2 separate regions of the Homo sapiens genome follow, and region 2 is linked to region 1. A link is an interaction called in ENCODE POLR2A ChIA-PET data of the cell type or tissue named here. Cell type or tissue: CD4-positive, alpha-beta T cell. All regions are shown on one strand. Links, peaks and the distances in the headings refer to the core of each region. The heading gives the core; the rest is flanking DNA.

Region 1 (12,613 bases), core at 5,593-9,592:
GTAAGCCCAGAAGACATCAAGCCCAACTGTGGAGAAATCAGGCAAGAATGCTTTCTGGGAACCAGGCTCCTTCTATCTTTTGGTTCTGCCATCTTTGGTCTGTGGTTCTGTTGGTGTTTGTAATATGTCTTTTGTTCTTTCAAGTAGGATCACATCTGCATTCCAGACAGGCCAGAGAAGGGGAAAACCAGGAAGATGGGCGGCACCTATATTGGGAAGGCGAAATTTTCTTGGAAATTGCCAGTATTCTTCAGCTTATATCTCATTGGGCAGAACTATGTCATACGACCACTTCAAGCTTCAGGGAAGTATGGAAAGGTGAGTATTTTAGTAAGGCATTTTGCTAACCAGAATGATATCTGGGTTATATTCATGAAAAAGATGGGCAGAAGAGCAATAGCAGGGCAATCAGCACTCACTGCCACAGCCTGATAGTAATAGGTGATTAACATATGTTAATTGACTGATGAAACAGAAGTCTCTTTTTCCAACCATTAGAACCCTTTAGGGGCTCAGGACATGACTATAGACACCATTTTTTCTACAACATCCCTTTAGATATTTGAATATAGTAATCATTGCTTTTCCCTTTCTCTACCCCAAGATGTCTCTTTTCCCAGTAGATATCTTCTCTAGGCTTGTCTCTGAAAACACTCTCATTCATTTATATTCCAGGTGTGGATTGACCTATAAAAAGTAATGCAGAGTAGGCAGGGCGTGGTGACTCATGCCTGTAATCCTAGAACTTTGGGAGGCCGAGGCGGGTGGATCATCTGAGGCAGGAGTTCGAGATCAGCCTGGCCAACATGGTGAAAACCGGTCTCTACTAAAAATACAAAAAAATTAGCCGGGCGTGGTGGCAGGTGTCTGTAATCCTAGCTACTCGGGAGGCTGAGGCAGGAGAATCGCTAGAACCCAGGGGGCGGAGGTTGCAGTGAGCTGAGATGGCGCCACTGCACTCCAGCCTGGGTGACAGAGTGAGACTCCATCTCAAAAAAAAAAAGTAATGCAGTCATTTCCTTTCTCCTGCTGTATATCATGTGGTCGCTATTATCAAATAGCTACCACAAAAGCACATATTGTGCCCAGACCTTGGTTTCCAAATACCAGTTTCCATTAAAAGGAACTAGGGCTCACTTGAAGACTTGGCTGATTACAGAGTTGAAACCAGGAAAGCATAAGATGAGCTTGGAACATCTGGTTGCGTCAGTGAATAAGGAAGTACTCAAAGAATGATGGGGACAGATCAAAAGTACAGGAGCCAGCTTGAATGGGCTCCCATTGGCTAAATCTGAGACAATGTGGGCATAAAAATAAATGAGGATAACAGAAAAAAGTAACAATCTGGGATTTGATATTTATTTATTTGATGAATAATCAATATTTATTCAACAAATAAATATGTATTTGATGACTAATTAAAACGTTATTTAACATATATATTATTTGATGAATAAATATTTATTTGATGAAAAACTAAGTGGGTGAGAAGAGATTTTCCTTACAGTAGAACACCAGCTAATAAATATAGGAAGAATGATGAAATTAGAAAATCATCATTATATGAAAACACCAGTAATAGCTGTTTCAGAGAAGAATGTGAATAGATAATGTGAAAAGTTGATGAGAAATAGGACTTTTACATAGTCTCAAAATATGTCTCCACAAGATACTTATTAATTACAAAGGGAGAAACAGTACATTTACATTGGAGAGACCAGGAAGATCCACCTTAGCCAAATGATCAAAGTTAGCACACAGTAATGGGACAAACGAGATCATGTGCCTCCTGATATGATGCACTGAGAAGGACACAGTTATGCCTTCTGTGGTATTCCTGCCAAAAAGGCATACCTTGGATCTAATCATGAGGAAGCTTTAGACAAACCGAAATTGAAGGTCATTCTAGAAAATAAATGGCCTGACTCTTCAAATACATCAAGGTCATGAATGACAACAAAAGACTGTGCAATTGCTCCAAGTTAAAAGAGATTAAAGAGACATGAAAATGAAATGCAATGTGTGATCCTAGATTGGATTGTTGACCAGAAAAAAAAAAAGCTTTTTTCCATAAAGAACATTAGTGGGACAACTGTTAAAATTTAAAGAAGGTCTGTAAAATGCACACGCACACACACACACACACACACACACACACATACACAGAGAGAGACCAAGAGAGATGGAGACAGAGAGAAATGGAGACAGAGCAAGAGAGAGGGAGGGAGAGGTAGGAAAAGGGAAGCAGGGGAAGGGGAAGGAGAAGGGAAGAAGGATAGAGGAGTGGAAATGAGGAGAAAAAGCAAATGCATTAAAATACTAACATTTAGGGAATGTAGATGAAGGGTATATATAAAAATTCTTTGAACTATTCTTCTAACTTTTCTGTATGTCTTTATTTTTATTCTGGTAAAATATATATAACATAAAATTTACCATTTTAACCATTTTAAAGTGTACAATTCAGTGGTATTTAGTTCATCCACAAAGTTTTGCACCCATCACCACTATACAGTTCCAGAATATTTTCATTACCCAAAAAGGAAACCGTATTTCCAATAAGCAGTAATTCCCAATTTCCCCAGTGCCTGATAAGCATGAATGTGCTTTCTGTTTCTATGGATTTTGCCTATTTTAGATATTTCATATACATGGAATCATACAATATGTGGCCATTTGTGTCTGGCTTTTTCCCCTTAGCATCATGTTTTCAAGGTTCATCCATGTTGTTGCATGTATGAGTACCTCATTTCTTTTTACAGCTGAGTAGTATTTTGTTGTATGGATATACAACATTTTGCTTATCATTCATCAGCTGATGGACATTAGTTATTTCTACTTTTTGGTTATCGTGAATAATGCTACTATGAACATTTGTGAGCAAGTTTTTCTTTGAACACCTGTTTTCAATCATTTGGGATATATACCTGCATCCCATGGTAATTCTATGTTTAACTTATCGAGAAACTGCCAAACTGTTTTCCAAGTGGTGGCACCATTTTACATTCTCACCAGCAATGTATGAGTGTTCTCGTCAACACTTCTTATTGTCTATTTGTTTGAGTATAGTCATTCTAGTGGGTTTGAAGTGGTATCTCCTTGTGGTTTTGATTTGCAATTCCCTAATGACATTGAGCATCTCTTTATGTGCTTCATGGCCATTTTTAAACTTCTTTGAAGAAATAGCTCTTCAAGTCCTTTGCTCGTTATGGGTTGTTTATTTTTTTGTTGTTAAGTAGTAAGAGTTGTTCACATATTCTGGACAGTAGACCTTTATCAGATACATGATTTGCAAATATTTTCTCCCATTTTGTGGGTTGTCTTTTTGTACTTTTGATTATGTCCCTTGAGGCAAAAATTTTCCAATTTTGATGAAGTCCAATTTATCTATTTTTCTTTCATTGCTTGTGTTTTTGGTTTCATAGCCAAGAAACAATGGCCCAATCCAAGGTCATGAAGATTTACTCCTATGAGTTCTTCTAAGAGGTTTAGGGTTTTAGCTCTTATATTTAGGTCTATTTTGAGGTAATTTACTTGTTATTTTCATAACATTTTGAGTCAATTTCCTTGTTATTTATTTCTAATTTCATTCTATTTTGACCTAGAATATACTTTATATGATTTAAATCTTTTAAAATTTACTGTGATTTGTTTTGTGGCCTAACATGGTTTAGCCTTGAGAATGATCCATGTGCACTTCAGAAGAATAGTGTTGAATAAAGTGCTCTACAGATGTCTATTATGTCTAGTTGGTGTATGATGCTCTTCAAGTCTTCTATTTTCTTCTTGATCTTCTGTCTAGTTATTCTATCCATTTTGAAAATGAAATATTGAAGTCTCAACTATTATTGTTGATTTGTCTATTTCTCCATTTAATTCTGTTAGTTTCTGTTTCGTGTACTGTGGATTCTCTTATTAGATGCACATATGCTTATTTTTTATTTTGTCACCAAGGCTGGAGTGCAGTGGCGTGATCATAGCTCACTGCAACCTCGACCTCCTGGGCTCAAGGGATCTTCCCACCTTAGCCTCCTGAGTAGCTAGAACTACCAGCACACGCCACTACACCCGACTAATTTTAAAACTTTTTGTAGAGACAGGGTCTTGTTTTGTTGCTGAGGCTGGTCTCGAACACCTAGGCTCAAGTGACCCTCCCATTTTGGCCTCCCAAAGTGTTGGGATTACAAGGGTGAGCCACTGCACTTGGCCCACATATGTTTATAATTGCTATATGTTATTGATGCATTGTTCCTTTTATGACTATAAAATGTCCTCTCTAGTAACAATTTTTGTCTTACTGGCTGTTTTGTCTGATATTTCTATAGCTACTCCAGTTCTCTTTTGATGACTATTTGCATGGAATATCTTTTTCCATCTTTTCACTTTCATCCTATTTGTGTCTTTGGACGTAAATTGAGTCTCTTGCAGATATTATATAGTTGGAGTCTGTTTTTTAATCTATGCCACTAACTCTGCCTTTTAACTGAAGAGTTTAATCCATTTACATTTTAAAAAACTGGTAAGTAAGGCCTTGCTTCTGCCATTTTGTTGTTTATTTCCTTTATATCATATCTGTGTCTTCTCTTATGTTTAATTGATTTTTCTAGTGTATTATTTTGATTCTCATTTCCTTTTATGAATGTATATTTTTAGTTATTTTGTTAATGTTACCTTGGGGGTTATAATTAACATCCTAAATTTATAATAATTTAGTTTGAATTAATACCAATTTAGCTTAAATAATGTACAAACACTGTGTTCCTATGTAGCTCCACCTTCTCCCTTTATGTTGTTATTGTCATACATTATATCTTTATACATTGTGTGTTCATTCAGATACATTTATAATTATTGTTTTATGCATTTGCCTTTTAAATCATGTAGAAAAAAAGTGAGTGACAGGCCGGGTGCGGTGGCTCACGCCTGTAATCCCAGCACTTTGGGAAGCCGAGGTGGGTGGATCACCTGAGGTCAGGAGTTCGAGACCAGCCTGGGCAACATGGTAAAACTCTGTCTCTACTAAAAAAGACAAAAATTAGCCAGATGTGGTGGCATGCACCTGTAGTCCCAGCTACTCAGGAGGCTGAGGCAGGAGAATCACTTGAACCCAGGAGGTGGAGGTTGCAGTGAGCTGAGATCATGCCACTACACTCAGCCTGAGCAACAGAGCAAGACTCCGTCTCAAATACAACAACAACAACAACAACAAATGAGTGACAAACAAAAAATACAATAATACTAGCTTTTATGTTTACCTATGTAGTTTCCTTACTGATGTTTTTATTTTTTATTTTTTTGTATAGCTAGAGTTACTTGTGTTCTTTCATTTCTTCCTGAATAATTTCCCTTAGCATTTCTCATAGGGCAGGTCTACTAGAAGCAAACTTCCTCAACTTTTGTTTGTATGAGAATGTCTTGATTTCTTTCAGTTTTTTGTTTTTATTTTATTTTATTTTTTGAGACGGAATCTCAGTCTGTCGCCCAGGCTGGAGTGCAGTGGCGAGATCTCGGCTCACAGCAGCCTCCGCCTCCCAGGTTCAAGCAATTCTCCTGCCTGAGCTGGGATTACAGGCGCCTACCACTATGCCAGCTAATTTTTGTATCTTTAGTATAGACAGGGTTTCACCATGTTGGCCAGGCTGGTCTCCAACTCCTGACCTCAGGTGATCCACCTGCCTCGGCCTCTCAAAGTGCTGGGATTACAGGTGTGAGCCATCGTGCCTGGCCTTATTTTTATTTTTTGAGACAGAGTCTTGGTCTGTTGTCCAGGCTGGAGTGCAGTGGCATGATCTCAGCTCACTGTAATCTCCACCTCCCAGGTTCAAGTGATTCTCCTGCTTCAGCCTCCCAAGTAGCTGGGATTACAGACATGTGCCATCACGCCCAGCTAATTTTTGTATTTTTAGTATAGACAAGGCTTCCTCATGTTGGCCAGGCTGGTCTTGAACTCCTGACCTCAGGTAATCCGCCTGCCTCAGCCTCCCAAAGTGCTGAGATTACAGTGGGATTACAGGTGTGAGCCACTGTGCCTGGCCTTCTTTCAGTTTTGGTGGAGAATTTTATTGAATACAGGATTCTTGATTAACAATTGTTTTTCTTTCAGGGTTACTATACATCATCCCTCATTCTGATAAATCAGGGAATAATCTTATTAAGGATCACTTATATGTAGTGAGCTGCTTCCCTCTTGCTGCACTCAATATTTTCTATGTTTCTTTGTCAACAATTTGGTTATAATCTGTTTGAGTGTGGATCTCTTTAGGTTTATTTTATGTGGAGTTTGTCGAGCTTCTTAGATGTGCATTCATGTCTTTATCACTTTTGAGGAGTTTTCAACCATTATTTCTTCAAGTATTTTTTTCTTTATAGCCCAGACCTTATAAGACAATATTTCTTCAAATATTCTTTCTGCTCCTTTCTTTCTCTCTTCTCTTTCTGGGACTCCCATTCTGTGTATGTTGGTATGCTTGAGGGTATCCCACAGGTCTCCTAGGCTCTGTTCAGTTTTCTTCACTCTTTTCTTTTTCTGCTCCTTAGACTGAATAATCTCAGTTGATCTATCTTCAAATTTGGTGATTCTTTCTTCTGCCTGCTCAAATCTGCTACTGAACCCCTCTTAGTGAATTTTTGATATCAGTTATTTTCAACTCCAGGTTTTCTATTTGGTTCCCTTTTTTATCATTTCTATATTTTTATTGATGTCTTCTATTAGGTAAAACATTGTTCTCTTGATTTTCTTTAGTTCTTTGTCCTTCACTTTCTTTGTGTCTTTGAGCATATTTAAGACAGTTGATTGAAAGTCTCTGTTTAGTAAGTCAAATATCTGGGCTTCTTCAAAGACAGTTTCTTTTTAAAAAAATTTTTTTTAAAGAGATGAAGTCTTGCTCTGTCACCCGGGCTGGAGTGCAGTGGCTCAATCTCAGCTCACTGCGGCCTTGAACTCGTGGGCTCAAGGAAGCCTCCCACCTCAGCCTCCTGAGTAGGTGGGACTACAGATGCACGCCACCATGTTCGGCTACTTTTTCTATTTTTTGGTAGACATGGGGTCTCACTATGTTGCCCAGGCTGGTCTTGAACTCCTGGCCTCAAGCAATCCTCCTGCCTCAGCCTCCCAAGGTATTGAGATTATAGGTGTGAGCCACCACGTCTGGCCAGTTTCTGTTAATTTCTACTGTTAATAGGCTGTACTTTCTTATTTCTTTGTGTACCTTGTAATTTCTTGTTGTTGAAAACTGGACATTTTGCATATTATAATGTGGCAACTCTGGAAATCAGATTCTTCCTCCTCCCTAGGGTTTGTAGTTGCTGGCTTATTGTGGGTTATCGTTGTTTATTTGTTTAATGACTTTTCTGAACTATGTATTGTAGAGACTGTATTCTTTGGTGTGTGTGTGTGTGGCCACTGAAGTCTCTGTTTTGTTAGTTTATGGTCAGCTAGTGATTTGACAGAGTTTTCCTTAAATACCTGGAGCCACAAAAAAAAAGAGATCACCTTCCAGTCTTTGCACATTCATTCTTTATGGGGGCACTGCTTAACCCTTAGCAAGACTGTTTACAACTCTGCTCTAGCCTTTACTTCCTGCTTGCATCGAAAGGTTAGCCAGAAGCGAACGTTTGTGGTCTTCTCAGGTCCTTCCTGTGTCAAGCCCTGGGCATGTGTGTGGCCTTGGACATTTCCTAGTATATGCAGGAGCTTTTGAAAGCTGTTATTCCTCCGTGTATGTCCTTTTCTAGCCTCTTCTTTCCCAGGCTTCCATCTGTCTGCCGTTTGCCGCATCTGTTATTCTTCACCACAGGTTGCTGCAGCTAGTATATAAGCCTTTAAGTGCCATTGACAAATGTCACTTGGGAGATCACTTCAACCCTAAGAAGCTTCTGAGGCATGTGACACAAAGATAAACCCCTGAGTTGATCATTCAGGGAGCCACCAGACAATTCAAAACACACAACCACAATTTTTTTTTTGAGAACAAGGTCTAACCACACATTGCTTACTTGGGCATTGGCAAGCCACATCAGAAACATGAGCCACCACTTTCACAGATGCTGCTAAGCTGGTGAGTGGAGATGGTATGCAGATAAGTTAACATGCCTCAATGCTCTTACTGAAATGTCTTTATTTAGCATTTGCCTAGGTGTGTAAGTTCTTTATTAGATTCTAGAATTTGGTAAAAATTGATTGGACAGTTTTTGTCAATTTGATCATCGTTTTTGTGGAATGATGGAGTTTTGGAATTTCCTGCTCTGCCATTTCAATCATATCATCCCACCATTAGCTTTTTTTTTTTTTTTAAATGGAGTCTTGCTCTGTCGCCCAGGCTGGAGTGCAGTGGCACATTCTCGGCTCACTGCAACCTCCGCCTCCCCGATTCAAGAGATTCTCCTGCCTCAGCCTCCCGAGTAGCTGGGATTGCAGGTGCCCGCCATCACACCCAGCTAATTTTTTGTATTTTTAGTAGAGATGTAGTTTCACCATGTTGCCCAGGCTGGTTTCAAACTCCTCACCTCAAGTGATCCACCCGCCTTGGCCTCCCAAAGTCCTAGGATTACAGATGTGAGCCACCGCGCCTAGCCACCATTAGCTTTTATACATAAAACTAGCGTGGAGACTCTAGCTTGTTCTGTTCACTTTTATATTCTTGGCTTCTAACACGTAGTAGGTACTCATTAAATATCTGTTAGCTAATGAATGAGTGAAATGAAAAAATTATCATTGTCTTACACAATCCCTATAAAACATGACTATTCCCATTTTACAAAGGAAGATCCTGAGCCTCAAAAAGCTTTTGTGGCTTTCGCAGGTTACCCAGCTTCTACAGCAAGAGGCAGAGACAGATTCAAATCTATATCCATAGTGCCAAACCTTTGTTCTCTTCCTTATACGATGCTGTCTCCTTTAGGCATCAGAAAATAAGGAGATAACAACTCTGTTGTATTTAACTGCTTTCGAAGCATATTCCTATCCCCTAAGTTCATTTATTTATCATCGTAGTCCTACAGCACAGGCTGAGCATATAACATTTTATAGTCAAGAAAATAGGCAGAGAGGACAAACAACCCATGACTGGACTGGAGGCACTGGCAATAAATTCAAATACTCCAAATCCTACATCAGTGCTTTTTCTGTTATTTTATCTTGTCTCTTTATGAAAGTAAATACGGCTTCATCTTAAAGTGGTTCTTTCCAGGTGAAAAGTAAATTATTTTCCAATGCAGCATTGCATGCAAACCAGGACCTGGAGATTCACGCTTCACTCCTGTCTTTCTTTCACTTGGCCCCTTACACCAACCAATCATCCGTTTTTGATGATTCTATCCCTCCATTAGCTTTTAAATATATCCCTTTCTCTCCATTCTTTTTTTTTTTTTTTTTTTTTTGAGATGAGTCCTGCTCTGTCACCCAGGCTGGAGTGCAGTGGCACAATCTTAGCTCACTGCAACCTCCGCCTCCCAGGTTCAAGCGATTCTCCTGCCTTTTCTCTCCATTCTTATTGCTAGTGCCCTAGTTGGAATTCTCATTCTGAATCACATGGTATATTTACAATGGTCTCTTCACTTTGTTTTCCTGGCCCAGAAGCAACTCACCCCATGCCATACTCCCCACTGTTGTCAGGGTAATTTTTCCCCTGAAAGGCAAATATCTCCAAACATTCCTTTGGTTAAAATCTTTCAGCAAGTCCTCATTTTCTGCAGCATAAAATCAAGACCGTTAGGGTGGCCTGCAAGACCCTCGAGATCTGATCCCTACTGACCGCTCCAATTTCATGTCCCCACACCTACACTTCAGTACAGATTCACAGACACATCATCATTTCTTCACACACGCTATTCCTCCTTGGAACACTCTCTACTTCCCTTTCCCCAAAGGCTTATTTGCTTATTACAGCCCCACCTCCCTGGCCCTCCCACCTTCAGGTGGGTCTCCCTGCTACTCCTGAGTTAACTCTGTTAGAGTGGCTGGCACACTAGATTACAATCATCTGCTTACTCCTTTGCTTCCTAAATATGGTGTGAGTTTTCAGAGAGCAGAGGCTGGGTCTCTTATTCTGGTATTCTTAGCTAATGTAGAACTCAGTGAATGTATCCGAAATAAATGAAGACTTATCTTTCTGTTTTATTTACACCCAAGAACCATGTCGTGTAACTCATAGTAGAAACAGATCTAAATAAGGTATGAGGTAACAACTTCAGTGAAAGCATCAGGAAATTACATGCTGGGACTTCCCCAGCTTAGCATCCCCAAATCCCAATTTAAGAGCCATATGTGGGTTATTTTTGCTTCCACAGTAAACTGAAGAATGCATAAACCTTCTTCTACCAGAGAATAAAATTCTATCGATCTTTGTGTTTTCCTTTCCTATCAGGTTGCTAAGAAAGCTGAAAGAATTTAAGGCTTCAATGCACTGTGACCATATTAGTCCCAGAGTCCAGCATATTTGTTTCTTCCTGTTTATGTCTTTGCTTTTATATTTTTAGTTTAATAATCTTTTCGGGCTGGGCATGGTGGCTCACACCTGTAATCTCAGCACTTTGGGAGTCTGAGTTGGGAAGATTGCTTGAATCCAGGAGTTGGAGACCAGCCTGGGCAACAAAGCGAGACCCTGCCTTTCCAAAAAAAAAAAAAAAAAAAAAAAAAGCTGGGTGTGAAGGTGCATGCCTGTAGTCTCAGCTATTCTAGAGGCTGAGGTGGGAGGATCGCTTGAGCTATGGAGTTTGAGGCTGCAGTGAGCTATGATGGGATCACTGCACTCCAGCCTGGGGTTAAAAAAAATCTTTTTGTATATATGCCTTCTTGGAAAACAAAAGCAGCATAAATATATAAACAGACACTAAAAACATATTGCATGTTATTTCTTGTTAGCATAGAAGCACACCAATGGTTAGCATGACAATGTAGAAGAGTAGAGTTGGAGTCATTGAGAGGTTTGTCTACAACTACCTAAGCGACACACGCCTTTGTTATGTGGGGAGCTGAAAACCAGAAATCATTATCAGGGAGTGGAAAACATTTTTTGCTGGCACAGATAAATATTTTCAGGACCTCTAACTCTAATGGACTCCTTCCTATCACTACAGAGATTTTACAACAGTTAGCATGGAACAGAAAAGGTAAATATTTCCAATATTCAATGAAGTAGAGAATCAGAGCTTAGATGAATTTGACCATCTGGCAAAAGCCCCCATCTCTAAATGAAGAGATGGCACACGTCATCCTGAGTATAGGCCTTCATGATTTATTTTCCCTTTCCCTCCAATTTCATTAGTCACCAAGCCTGTTGGATTTCTCGCTGGAATCCTGCTCTTTTCCAGTCCTCCTCTTAGGCCCCGGCTCAGGCTTCCTTCCTCCCAAGTCTTTCTCTTCTAGATTTCCACTCTCAACGCAGTCTCCATATGGCTAGATTGCTCCTCTGCTTACAACCTGTCACAGGCTCCCCACAACACACACTTTAGGTCTGAACACACATGTAAGAGTCCTGTATCCTCTCCAGGGTCACCTCTTGGTGCAAACGCACATCTTCTTTGCTCTGGACATCCTGAATGACTTCTGTTCCTCATGTTGCTATATGAGTGCCAAAGTGCTTCTATTCTGGGTAGAATCACCCTCCCACCCCTTCATCATCTGGCTAATCCCTGCTTATCCTTCAAGACTCAGCTGAGACAGTTTCTCCTAATGACCTCAACACCTTCCTGTGTGCTCCAAAGCACTCTCTACTATCACTGCTCTCTGCGTCCCTCATTAGGCTGTGAGCTACTTAAGATCAGGGAGTATTTAGAACTGAGCTCCCAGAATATAACTCTGGCTGACCAGAAGAGGTCTCAGGAAATGCTTGTTGAATGAAAGTGGATACATTTAGCACGCTGCTGTGAGCATGCTTAGGAAATGCATCTGAAATGGGCCTCACACATCACAATTTCCAGGAAATGTGAGACGTGCATCTCCCTAATCCCCACCTATCATTTCCATCATCCTATTATTTCAAGTCTATCATTTCTATTATTTCTTCTAATCTTTCTAATTTTATCAGATCCTCTCCACTCCTCCTCCTGACCTTTCCCTGGTCTAATAATAATAAAAAAATCCTAAATCCATTTAGATTTGACTTAGATTTGTTTTCAAATTGAAAGCCCATTGTCCTAAATTACAATTTATTAAATGGACTCTTTCCTTCCTTATTCATTTTAGGTATATTCTATTTTAAGTATAATCCCTTATAAATAATACGATTTGTTTTGGAAACTTTCTCTTCTATTCCACTGGCCTATTATCACACTGGTTTAGTTACTATCATTTTATTATCTTACCCAGCTATTTGTGTTTAATATAATTTTTTCCTGTTAAAAACTATAGAGGAATATTTTAAATATACAAATAAGCAAAGGAAAAGCTAAAATTACTCATAGTCCCACAAAACAGAGATAACCATAATCATCATTTTTATGTAAATAGATGGCTTTCACAGCTGGCTTTCACTTAACCATTTTGCCAAATAAACCGATCTTTTCCAAGCTTCTGTAGAATGTACTGGCTGATGACTGTCGTATGCTGAATGCTCCTGGAGAGGGGCTTCCACTCAGAGGCCTGTGTTCTGTGTTCTCATTCTCAGCATCAGGA
Region 2 (12,613 bases), core at 5,423-9,422, 510 kb after region 1:
TAAGGGTTTTGGGGCCACTTGTTAGCTCACATAGTGAGAACCAGCCCTGCCCATTAGGTAGGGGAAGAAGTTAGCAGTCCATGATAGCTGTTGCCTGCAGCGTATGGATGTTCATTGCACAGTTCCTGTCTCCTGAGATCCTGGAGTGTATACGCTTGGCCTCAGAGCCCAGCACAGAGCCTGGCCCTTGGGACATGCTTAGTAAGTATTTACTGAATGAGTGGGAAATGTCTTAAGGCCCATTAGTTTGCAGGTCTTGAGGAGGCTCCCTTGCACTAGGAAGAATAGAAAGCATACATAAAGCCTGTGTGCTGCCGCCAGGAAGACTAGAAACGCTATGTTCAGCCTGGAGCTGAATGGTATACCCCAGAGCAACCCTGTTGAAAGGCAGTGCTTGCCTTTTCATTCTGTGTCCTGGTTTGCTGGTAACTCCTGGGTCCCCTGCCTCTCCTGTACCCCCATTGTGCAGACTGAGGGGGGACCATCAGCCAGGGTTAGTTTTCCGCTGTTTCTGTTAGGCAAAGAATAAATTGAATTGAGTTGTGAAAGTTGGGTGCAAAGCTCAGTTTGGGTCCAAAGTAACAGTTAACTTGTGTGGGTGGCAGGTATTCAGTACAAACAGGGCTGGGGACAGGAAGGGGAAGAGAACTTCAGAGCTTTCACGATCCTCATCTGGTTTTAGGCTGATCCAGAGGCCAAGGTCCCCATGGAACAAACTGGACAAAGTGAGGGTGGCCACATGGCCTCTTTTCTTTTGCCTTTATTATTAATTTTCTCAAATAGATCTGACTAGTCATGTGGCTGGGAAAATAGTTAATTGTGATTTTTTTTTTTTTAAACTGAGTCTCACTCTATTGCCCAGGCTGGAGTGCAGTGGTATGATCTCAGCTCGCCGCAACCTCTGCCTCCCGGGATCAAGCAATTGTCATGCCTCAGCCTCCCGGGTAGCTGGGATTATGGGCACACAGCACCACGCCTGGCTAATTTTTGTATTTTTAGTAGAGACATGGTTTTAGCATGTTGGCCAGGCTGGTCTTGAACTCCTGACCTCAAGTGATCCACCCACCTCAGCCTTCCAATCTGCTGGGATTACAGGCATGAGCCACTGCACCCAGCCAGAGTACCACTATTTGGGCATTCTTTAATGAAAAAGAATGAACTATCCAAAAATTAAAACTCCTCATTTATGAGCTTTTAGAGAATTTTACAGAGTAGATGGAAACTCTCTGCATCCTTTCCCCACTTCTAGTTTCACCTGACACATTTCTTCCCTGTCCTTACTCCTGGGCCGGCAGCAGTGGTCATGATTCCAATCCCAGCTTGGCCACCATCTGCCTCAGTGGCCTAGGAAAACTCCTTTCTCCAGAGCTTTAGTTTTCTCTTCTACGGAATGAAGAAAGTTAAAACAAATAGACATTTATTGTTTCATTTGGATAAATATCTATTAAGCATCTATTACTTGTGGTATGGTTAGCTGGGTATATAGTGGTGAAGCAGCTGGGCATGAGTACTGCTTTCGTAGAGCTTACAGTTCAGTGAGGCCAGCAGATGTGAAACATATCATCACACAAATAAAAATATAACTATCAACTGTGATGAGGATTATGAAGGAAAAAATCCGGCAAACTATGGTACTGGTGTTAGATACTAGCAGGTGTGGGTAGGGATTTCATTTAGATTGACAGGTTGTCACATTAAAGCTGAGAGCCCTGAAGTTCAAGCAATGGTTAGCCAGGCAAAGATCAGAGGCTTAGAGATAGGGAAATCCATTCCAGGCAGAGAGACTGGGGGTGCCTGTCCCCTAGGTCAGGGAACAGAAGAAAGCCAGTGGCACTGGTGGAGTGAATAAGACTGGCGGGGGATGAGTTGGTAGTAGACATGACCAGATCATTTAGGGCCAATTCTCCTGGGGAAGGAGAATTTAATTTAATATTTATTTATTTATTTATTTATTTATTTATTTATTTATTTATTTATTTTTCAAGACGGAGTCTAGTTCTGTCGCCCAGGCTGGAGTGCAGTGGAGCAATCTCGGCTCACTGCAACTTTTGCCTCCTGGTTTCAAGCGATTCTCCTGCCTCAGCCTCCTAGTAGCTGGGATTACAGACGCCCACCACCATGCCCAGCTAATTTTTGTATTTTTATAGAGATGCGGTTTCACCATATTGGCCAGGCTGGTCTGAAACTCCTGACCTTGTGATCCTCCTACCTCGGCTTCCCAAAGTGCTGGGATTACAGGCGTGACCCACAGTGCCCCCTGAGAATTTAATTTTATTTTATGTGCAAGAGGATTCCCTGAGGTAGTCAGGCCACATTGTCTGGTGACTCTTGGGATAGAGGGAACTTGAATGACAAAGGCCCAAGAAAGCAATTGTAATCATTACATATACATGGACCATTTTATGCTGTTTTCTTCTTTCATTTAACATTATTTAGTGTGCGTGTTCACATATTTCTAAATCATCTTCTGATTTAGAATAATGATTTCTGATGTGTAGGCTGTGTTTTATAGTTTTGAAAGTAATACTTTGATATCCATTACTTTCTTGATTCTCACAGCAATTCTGAGGTGTATGCGTTGCAATTTCTGTTTCACAGATGAAGAGAGTATTGTTAATAAGTTAATGGCCGGGCATGGTGGCTCACACCTATAATTCCAGCACTTTGGGAGACCAAGGTGGGCGGATCACTTGAGGCCAGGAATTTGAGACCAGCCTGGTCAATGTGGTGACACCCATCTCTACTAAAAATACAAAAATTAGCCAGGCGTGGTAGCACTTGCCTGTAATCCCAGCTATTTGGGAGGGTGAGGCAGGAGAATTTGCTTGAACCTGGCAGGTGGAAGTTGCAGTGAGCCAAGATTGCACCACTGTACTCCTGCCTGGGTGACAGAGCGAGACTCTGTCTCAAAAAATAAAAAGTTGCTAAGAGGAGGGCTGGGATCTTTTGGCTCCAAATCTACTGTGGGATGATGCCTTTGACATTCCTGATAGCTGTGCAGTAATCCATTAACACAGTTTTTATAAGTTCAAACCCTGTTGCCAACATTTAGATTGTTCCATGTGTGCTGTTACAAATAAATTACTATAAAGATTCTATACATTTAATCTTTTATTATTTTTGTATTATTTCTGTAGGCCAAAATCTGAGGAACAGGATTACTAGGTTGAAGGGAAATGGCCCTTGAAGTGTCTGATCAGATGTCTTTCCAGAGGATCCAACCAATTTAAATAGCCACCATCAATGCATGAGACTTTGTAGTTCAGGGAAGGCAGGCCTGGTTTTAAAAATCATTTCCCCTCTCTAGCATTTTTCTGATGTGATCCTTAAGATTTCACTTTAGTTTTCCCAGGTCTCATTGGCATGTATGCTGTTAGGGATGGGTCTAAAATTAATTTTTCTTCACATTCATATCATGTCATCCCAGTGATTATTTAATAAATAATCACTTGATTAAATAGTGATTCCTTTTCTAGTTATTTTTGGGACATTTATTAAAACCTGGATATGGTGGCTCATGCCTGTATTCCCAGCACTTTGGGAGGCTGAGGTGGGGGGATTGCTTGAGACTAGGAGTTCAACACCAGCCTGGGCAGCATAGCAAGACTCCATCTCTATAAAAATAAGGAAATTAGTCAGGCATGGTGGTACTTGCCTGGAGTCCCAGCTACTTGGAAGGCTGAGGTAGGAGAATTGCTTGAGTCCAGGTGGTCAAGGCTGCAGTGAGCTATGACCATACTACTGTACTCCAGCCTGGGCAACAGAGTGAAACTCTGTCTGAAAAAAAAAAAAAAAAAAAAAAAAAAAAAAAAAAAAAGATGTGTAGGGAGCAATTTTGGAGTTATTCATTTGGTCATTTGATATGTAGTTTTAGTTTTGGTGCTGATAGAGCCCAGAATGTACCCTGAATTTGATGAACATTCTGATATATGGGGGAGCTCATTGTCCCCCACTTACCTTTTTGCCTCTCAGAATATCTTTTGATATTTTTATCTGTTTTTTCCCCATTGAATGTTATTACCTTATCAAGCTCAAAAAAGTACCCTATCGCTATTTTAAGTTCAGTTGTGTTAAATCTATAAATTAGCTTGGGAAATTTGGATATTAAATGAACTCATGAAGAAGCAGAGTTTAGCTCTCCTTAATTCTCATCTTCCTTTATTTATCCTACTACAGTTCTGTGGTTTTCTTTTATGTAAGAAGCACATGTTTGGCTAAGTTAATGCCTAGGTTTTTTTGTTTATGTGTCCATTCTCACTGTGGATAGTATTCTCTTTTCCCCACATTATATTAATTTAACTGGTTTTCAGAGACTAATAGCAATGCTATTATTTAGGAGAATTTACCTTGGTTCTGATTAACTTACCCATACTTGCAAATCATTTGCAGCTTTTTAGTTAACTTTGTGAGTTCTCTTAGATTTACGACCATGCCAGAAACAGAAAGGATATTTTCATCTCTTCCTTTCTGATGTTTATTCTTCTTGTTTCCTTTTTTTATCCCCCATTATATTCTCAAGAATCTCTCAATACTAAGAAATAGCGACTTCATTTTTCAGCGCGGAGTGCATTATTTTGGCTACCATGATTCAGAAGCCTCTTGCCTAAGGCCCAATTTTATTCTGCTAGTTTTCTCTGTTCTTTGTACATGGCCCTTGCGCTGCCCTAACCTTGAATTAACGTGGCTAAATCTCAAGAATTTAAGAGCACCGTGACTGTGTCCTCAGGCTAGGGAGGGAAATGGGTTCACAGAGTGACTGGATTGTGGTCTATGAACTTCGGCAGCCAGCAGCAAAAGTCAGGCATGAATAATCAAGTGGACAGTGAACATCTGTAGTGTGGGAGATGTTGGCATAACTATGAATGATGATTCAAGAGTGGTTTGATGCATATTGAATAACATGATGATAAGTACTAGACTCTGTGCTAAGCCTTCTATGTGAAATACATTTAATTCTCATAATAACTCTAGAGCAGTGGTTCTCGACCGGGGCCGGTTATCCCCCTACCCCACCCCACCCTCACCCTTCCACCAGGGACATAACATCTGGAGATATTTTTGGTTGTCACAATCCTGGGAATGTATGTGCTGATATTTAGAGGTTGAGGTCAGGGATGCTGCTGAACTTCGTAGAATTCATAGGAGAGTCTCTCACAACACCTATCTGGCCCCAAATGTCAGTAGGGTCACTATCAAGAAAATCTGCTCTAGCAGTGCCTGCTCATATTATCCCCATGTTGAAATAGCAAGATGGGAAGTGCAAAGTGGTGCTTCGGTACTCTTGGAGCAGCTTTGACTTTGGTGAGAAACGCCTTTTAAAAACAATGTTTCTTCCCATCTTCCCACCCCATGGGGAGGTGTGGGGTTGGGTGGGTAGGCACCAAAGCAAGATTTAGAAGAGTTTTCTGTAGGAATTTATAATGGTAAAGGATCAACTTCATTTCCAAGCTATTTATGAGGGTTTATGTTTAGGAAAAGTGCTAAGCTTAGAGAAGGAGGAGAAATCTGATTTTATTAATGAGTGTAGCCATAATGGCATATCCTGGCAGAAGTCAACTTTGGTTTCTAGAGGGAGGCTATTATGAAAAGAAATACCTGGAACATTCCCCTGGGTTTGGAAGGTGAGTTCTAGGTTCAATGATGGGAAGAATTTTAGAGGTCCAAGATAAAAGGGCAAAGATTAAATTTTGTCTCTCATGAGTTCTCTGGCTCAGGTGGTGTGAACTTTGCAGACAGTCTCTTTAATTCACTCATACATGCTAGTCTCCCAGCTCAGCAAGGGCTTTGAGAGAGCAGGTGTCTGTATGCTCTGGTAAGTGAAGGCAAAGTGCATAAGGAGGTTGGGGTCCATAATGGCGAAGAGAAGGAGCCCTTCAGTCAGAGTGGCTTTGAATCTTGGCTCTGCCATTTGCCAATCTTGGACCATTGGGCAGTGTATTAACTCTTTGAATCTCAGCTTCCTCTTCTGTAAAATGTGTATAACAAGAGTACTAATTGGATTGTTTGATGATTAAATGAGTTAATGTGTATAAAGCACTCACAACCCTGGTACATAGTAAGACCTTTCATTATTATTATCATCATCAATTTTTTTTAACCTCTTTTCCTGATCTGCTTACACTCACCAGCTTCAGCTGCTCCAAATGGCTTGTAAGATTTTTTGTTTGCCCTTTGCTGTCAGTTGCCATGGGGAAGATCCATTCATTTTTTTCAGTCAACCAACATATTTTGAGCATCTGCTGCCCTACAGGATCCTAGATATGGGGGCTGCAGAGATATCCAGGAACATAAGCCTTGATTAATTGGGTCAGATCAGTGCTCAGCAGGGCTGGCAAGTGCTAGGTTTCTTTTAAGTGGCATATCTTAAAAGGTATATGTCCTAAACATAGCTTTGTGATGGCAGCATGATGGGTACAAAAGCACACACTTAAGTGTCAGTAGATCTGGGTTCAAACATTGGTGCAGTTTCTTATGGCTCGTAACTTGTTCAAACCTCAGTTTCTTCACTTCTAAAACGGTAATGATACAACCTACCTCACAGGGTTATTATGAATTAAATACTGGAGATGAGATACACAAAACGTCTTGAGTACACAGTAGCTGCCCAATATTGGCTGTAAGTATTATAAATCTACAAGCTGTGAATTAATTTTACCTCTCTGGATCCTGTTGATATTTCTAGACCATTCCACCTAGTGGGGCCATTTCCTACCTGAGTCACCCGTGGTGTCAAATAGAATGTCATGTGGCCTCCTGAGTTGGGTAGAATTGGCTGCTCATCTCAACCCCGCTACTGACTATCTCTGTGATTTACCCTTCCTCCAGCCTTAGCCTTGCTACATATAAAATCAAGACAATAATGTTTCCTATCTCACAGGGTTGTCCTGAGGATTAAATTAAGTAATTAATATAAAATGTGCCTTGTACATATTGGGCCCTAAATAAACAGTAGCTACTATTTATCCTTAAAGTACAAATGGTAGTTTCAGAGCTTCAAGGCTGATGGCTATTTATCTTACTCATACTCTTTGTTTAGCTTCATTTTTTTCCCCTAATTTCATTAGTATTTTCTTTTCTTTTTTTTTTTTTTTTTTTTTTTTTTTTTTTGAGGTGAAGTCTCACTCTGTTGCCCAGGCTGGAGTGCAATGGAGCGATCTTGGCTCACCCCAACCTCTGTCTCCTGGGTTCAAACAGTTCTCCTGCCTCAGCCTCCCGAGTAGCTGGGATTACAGGCTCCCGCCACCATGCCCAGCTATTTTTTTGTATTTTCAGTAGAGATGGGGTTTCACCCTTTTGACCAGGCTGGTCTTGAACTCCTGACCTCATGATCAACCCACCTCAGCCTCCCAAAGTGCTGGGATTACAGGTGTGAGCCACCACGCCCGGCCTCATAAGTATTTTCTAAATTTATTTACAGTCATGCCATTTAAAAGGAAAGTTGTATTCCTGTCTTTGTTAATATTTATAAGTGATTTTATTCAGCTACAAGCTTGGAATGGCATATAATTTTGTATTCTGCTTTTTTCACTTAATATTACATGGCTAATGATTTCTGTGTTTCATAAACATTATTCTGATGATGGCATGATATATTGTTGAGTACATGTACCATAATTGAATCATTTCCCTATTGCTATGCAATTAAGTTGTTTCCAATATTTTGCAATTATAATGTTTCAATGAATGAATAACTTTATGCATATAGCTTTTTGATATCTTAAGTTCAGTTTCCTAGGATGAATTTCCAGGAATAGTAATTGGGCAAATGGGATAAACATGACTCTTGAATACGTATTGTTAACATTGCTTTCCCAAAGGGCTCAACTGATTTATATTTCCGTGTTCATTATCTTTTAAACCAGCTCATTTACTCACCAAACATTTTTAAAGCCATTATCATGTGGTAGGCTTAGTAAGAAGAAAGTGACCCTAAGGGAGAAGCTTATATATAAATAGGGTCCCTGGTGTACCAAGTGCTGATACAGACACAAAGTACCTGGGGAAATTGAGATGAGGGAGTCCTGGCTCAGCTGGGAGAAAAGTTCATTTTCATAGAGTCATGGTTTTGTTCTTTGGCAGAAAGAAAATTGCTTTCTTCCCCACCCCCACCCCCAGCTTTATTGAGGTATAATTGACAAATAAAAATTGTATATCTTTAAGATATGCAATGTGATATATATGTATATCTCAACTTAAAAAATAAGCTACAGAATAAAAAGGTGTTTGCTATTAAAAAAAAAGAAAAGGCTGAATGTCATTCCCAAGCTTGGAAATTTGAGTATGTTGCCTCTTTGGGATTATTTACAGAAATATTAGCAAGACCAGCCCCATCTTTGGTCTTGAGTACTCCACTGTCAGCATGCTTTCTTCCAGAGAGGGATCCATTTGCCTTTATTTTTCATTCTGTTGTGCCGTCTATGCAAACTATTCTTGATAGTTTTATGGTAACAGTGTTTTTTTGTTCCATGAGATAATTTATACATGCTCATTGTGGAAAATTTAGAAAAGACAGGAAAGTATTAAAAACATCACTTTTTTTTTTTTTTTTTTTTTTTTTTTTTTAAGAGACAGAGTCTTGCTCTGTCGCCCAGGCCGGAGTGCAGTGGCGTGATCTCAGCTCACAGCAACCTCCGCTTCCCAGGTTTAAGTGATTCTCCTGCCTCAGCCTCCCAAGTAGCTGGGAGTACAGGCATGCACCACCACGCCCGGCTAATTTTGTATTTTTAGTAGAGATGGGGTTTCACCATGTTGGCCAGGCTGGTCTCAAACTCCTGACCTCAGGTGATCCGCCTGCCTTGGCCTCGCAAAGTTCTGGGATTATAGGCAGGAGCCACTGCGCCAGCCACACCTACGTTCTTATCATCCTAGTACATCCACTGTCATTATCTTGCTGTATTTCCTTCTGCCCAGTCTCACTCTGATCATGCAGTGGCGTGATCATGCAGTGATCTCGGCTCACTGCAACCTAGGCCTTCTGGGTTCGAGTGATTCTCCTGCCTTAGCCTCCTGGGTTCAAGTGATTCTCTTGCCTTGGCCTCCCAAGTAGCTGGGATTACAGGCATACACCCCCATGCCCATCTAATTTTTGTATTTTTAGTAGACACAGCGTTTCACTAAAATTTTGTATTTTTAGTAGAGATGGGGTTTCACCATGTTGGCCAGGCTGGTCTCCAACTCCTGACCTCAGGTGATCCGCCTGCCTTGGCCTCACAAAGTGATTACAGGCATGAGCCACTGCATCCATCGCCAAAAAGATTTTTTAAAAGAGTTTAATGTAGAACCATATCAAAGGTCTTTGGAAATAAAAAACAGTTTTTTAAAAATATCAGAAATAAAACAACAAATAAATAAATAAATAAAAACACCCAAAACAATCTGAAGCACGAGCACCTAGCAGAAAGGTTCAATTATGATCTATTCATAGAGTGGAATATCAAGTAGACATTACAGGACATGTTTTAAGATTATATTTTATGTCATGGGAAATGCTCTCCCAGTATGATGTTAAATGAAAAAACAGAATACAAAAGTATATATGCTGCATAGTCTCAATATTGTAGAGAAAAAATATTATTTATGTATGCATGAAAAAAGACAAAAGATGTTAACAGAGATCCATTGTTACTTCAGTTTACTAGGGATTGTCTCTGGGAGGTAGGATTAAGGTGATTTATATTTACCTTTTTAAACTTTTCTGTATTTTTTTATTTTCAAATTTTCCATAAAAATATAAGGACTTGAAGATCAAGAAAAAATTTCTGCTTTGGCTCAGTGCAGTGGCTCACGCCTGTAATCCCAGCAGTTTGGGAGCCCTAGGGGAGAGGATCACTTGAACCCAAGAGTTTGACGTTCCAGTGAGCTATGATCTCCGGATCGTACCGCCTGGACGATGGAGCAAGACCCTGTCTCAAAAAAAAAAATCTTTGCTTTTTTTTTTTGTTTGTTTTTGAGACGGAGTCTCTCTCTGTTGCCCCAGCTGGAGTACAGTGGCACAATCTCAGCTCACCGCAACCTCTGCCTCCTGGGTTCAAGCGATTCTCTTGCCTCAGCCTCCCAAGTACCTGGGATTCCATGCACCCACCACTATGCCCAGCTACTTTTTTGTATTTTCAGTAGAGACAGGGTTTCACCATGTTGGCCAGGCTGGTCTCGAATTCCTGACCTCAGCTGATCCACCGGCCTTGGCCTCCCAAAGTGCTGGGATTACAGGCATGAGCCACTGTGCCCAGCCCAATCTTTTGCTTTTTTTAAAAAAAGAAGACAAAAAGGGATTTTATACCAGTATTATCTTGGCTGTGTGACTCTGAAGCCACAGTTGTAAGTTATAATTACTCTGAAACACAAGGCCCTGTGACTCTTTTGGGCTCTTTGGTGTTTATCTTGATTACAACGTTGGAATATAGAAATGAAAGGAATGGGAGAGGTGATAGACTTCAGGCAGTGTAACTAGTTGTCTGAACACTACTGGCTCAATTATATTGTGTCTAGTGATTTCCATCTTGTCCGTCTGCTAATTTATCGCCTGGTAACTCACTGAGGCAGGGTTTTCCTTTGGAGAAACCTCATTGTTTTAACCAGTGTATCATGCTTGTTTAGAAGTTCAATGATCTTTTTAACTCATCGGAGAAGATGATGACCAGACCTGGACAGATGGGGAAGGACTTTGCACTCTCTCTTTACAGTCCTGAGTGCACACAGGTCAATATGGAACTATGTGTGAATTTTCATTGTCTTTGAGAGCCCTCTTCTCTGCCCCATAGGGAGCAGCTTTGTGTGCAATTAGAGGAGCAAGGGTTGTGTGTATTTAGCACAGCAGGTTGGCCTGGTCCTCTCCTCTCAACATAGTCACCACATACCTGGCACTATGCTAAGGCTGGGAATGCAGACAGATGGGTGCCTGCTTTCAGAGTGCTCAATGTGCTGAGGAAGCCAGCAACAGAAACAGATGATTTCAGGAGCTCCAGGAAAATGCTACAGGAGGAGTGTGCCTGGGTTACTGGAGTAGCACAGGAGGAGGGCTTCTAGCTCAGGCTGAGATTTTAGTAAAGGAAATTATGCCACGATGAATCCTGAAGAATGAATAGAAGTGAACCAGATAAAGCACGATAGGAAGCATCTTCCCTTACCTAAGGGAAGACACAGAGGTATATGGAATGGTATGTTAAAAGGTTGGGACTCCAAACAGTTCTGTTAAAGCTTAGAGAGTGGTGGGAGAGACTGGAGAAGTTGATTAATTAGTAAATGAAGTTGTCTGTGGATTTCCCAGATCCCAGTGGCATTGGATATCCATATTATTTTTAAATTTACAGTGTTCTATCTTATTTCCCACTCAGTGTCAGCTGCTGCTGGAAGTGGCCTGGCCTCTATTTATCTTCCTGATCCTGATCTCTGTTCGGCTGAGCTACCCACCCTATGAACAACATGAATGTAAGTAACTGTGGATGTTGCCTGAGACTCACCAATGGCAGGGAAAATCCAGGCAATTAACGTGGGCTAAATTGGACTTTTCCAAAGATGCTGTCTTTGGGAAACATCACACATGCTTTGGATCAGAAAACCTAGGCTTCTAATTTGTTGATAAGGCATGAACTCAGGAGACTGTTTTCAGTCCTAGTGAATGGTGATAATTGTAATTATAACAGTAGACAACATCTCTTTTACACATTTTAAATCATGAAAATAGAATAACCTTACTGATAATTTTAGAAAGTGGTGATTAAAAGCACATTTAAGATAATGCCTTAACACCTAGTCTTTTCCATATGCATGATGTCTTAATCACACATTGCAAATCATGGAACACAGAATTTTAAGCAGCATTTGTGTAGAACTTCTCAGTTTTACTAATATTATTTTATTTTATTCTCATAACAACCTTGAATAGAACTCAGATCATCTGTCAATCATGTATTTTGATAACAGCCTTTACAGTGAGCATAGAAAATACAGTAGTGGCTAACAACACAGGCTCCAGATGTCAGGTTATCTGGGTATGAATTCTGGTGTCAGCATTCACTAAGCATATGACCTTGGACAAGTGATTTAAGTTTCTTTTAAACAGAGAATAGTAATACCTACCTCATATTATTATTGTCAGTGTATCATCTTACAATCACAGTCTTTCTCTTAGGGCTGGGCTCAGTGGGTGGATTGACACTGCAGAAATGGCCAGATCTAAAGGATCAACATTTACGTAGCTGGGAAATGTAGCTGGGACTTCAGTTTCACTGCCCTAGTGATTTTTCCTACCACTAAGCAGCTCAGTCCATACCCCTACGAGACCCACAAGCTTATGAGATACTGTTCTTCCAGGAAAGCAGTGGGGCCAGGGCCACCTTTTAATTGTGTTTCTTGGCCTGGTCCCATCTTTCTCACAATATATAGCAACAGTTATTTACTTGCTGATTTTCTAATGCACATCACACATAGTCATATTAAACACACACACACACACACACACACACACACACCCCTCAAGAAACATTTTCTGAGACGTGATTTCCTGATTTCATCAAAAAAGAAAAGAGCGGGCCAGGCACAGTGGGAAGTCAAGGTGGGTGGATCACTTGAGGTCAGGAGTTTGAAACCAGCCTGGCCAACACGGTGGAACCTC

What was found. Peaks named below come from ENCODE experiments on the same cell type or tissue, not always from the same donor. Only the 100,000 strongest peaks of a DNase experiment are listed, where the experiment ranks them.
Region 2: POLR2A ChIA-PET joins it to region 1 with 5 read pairs; 3 of 35 experiments call an interaction of 5 or more read pairs at or near these places.

Annotation. Positions count from the first base shown.
Region 1 is chr9:105,400,999-105,413,611 of GRCh38, reverse strand. It overlaps a transcript of SLC44A1 not described here. Among named protein-coding and RNA genes, the nearest start is that of FSD1L, 41 kb to the left of the region's middle. RefSeq lists a silencer at 7,938-8,138. In CD4-positive, alpha-beta T cell, for the core only: no CTCF peak of the experiment used is centred there; a DNase peak (open chromatin) is centred at 8,011; H3K27me3 peaks cover 897 bases.
Region 2 is chr9:104,887,916-104,900,528 of GRCh38, reverse strand. ABCA1 (ATP binding cassette subfamily A member 1) reads left to right here. Exons shown (of 50, transcript NM_005502.4): 3 at 11,334-11,427. Among named protein-coding and RNA genes, the nearest start is that of ABCA1, 34 kb to the left of the region's middle. RefSeq lists enhancers at 11,879-12,604, 12,605-12,613. In CD4-positive, alpha-beta T cell, for the core only: no CTCF peak of the experiment used is centred there; no DNase peak of the experiment used is centred there.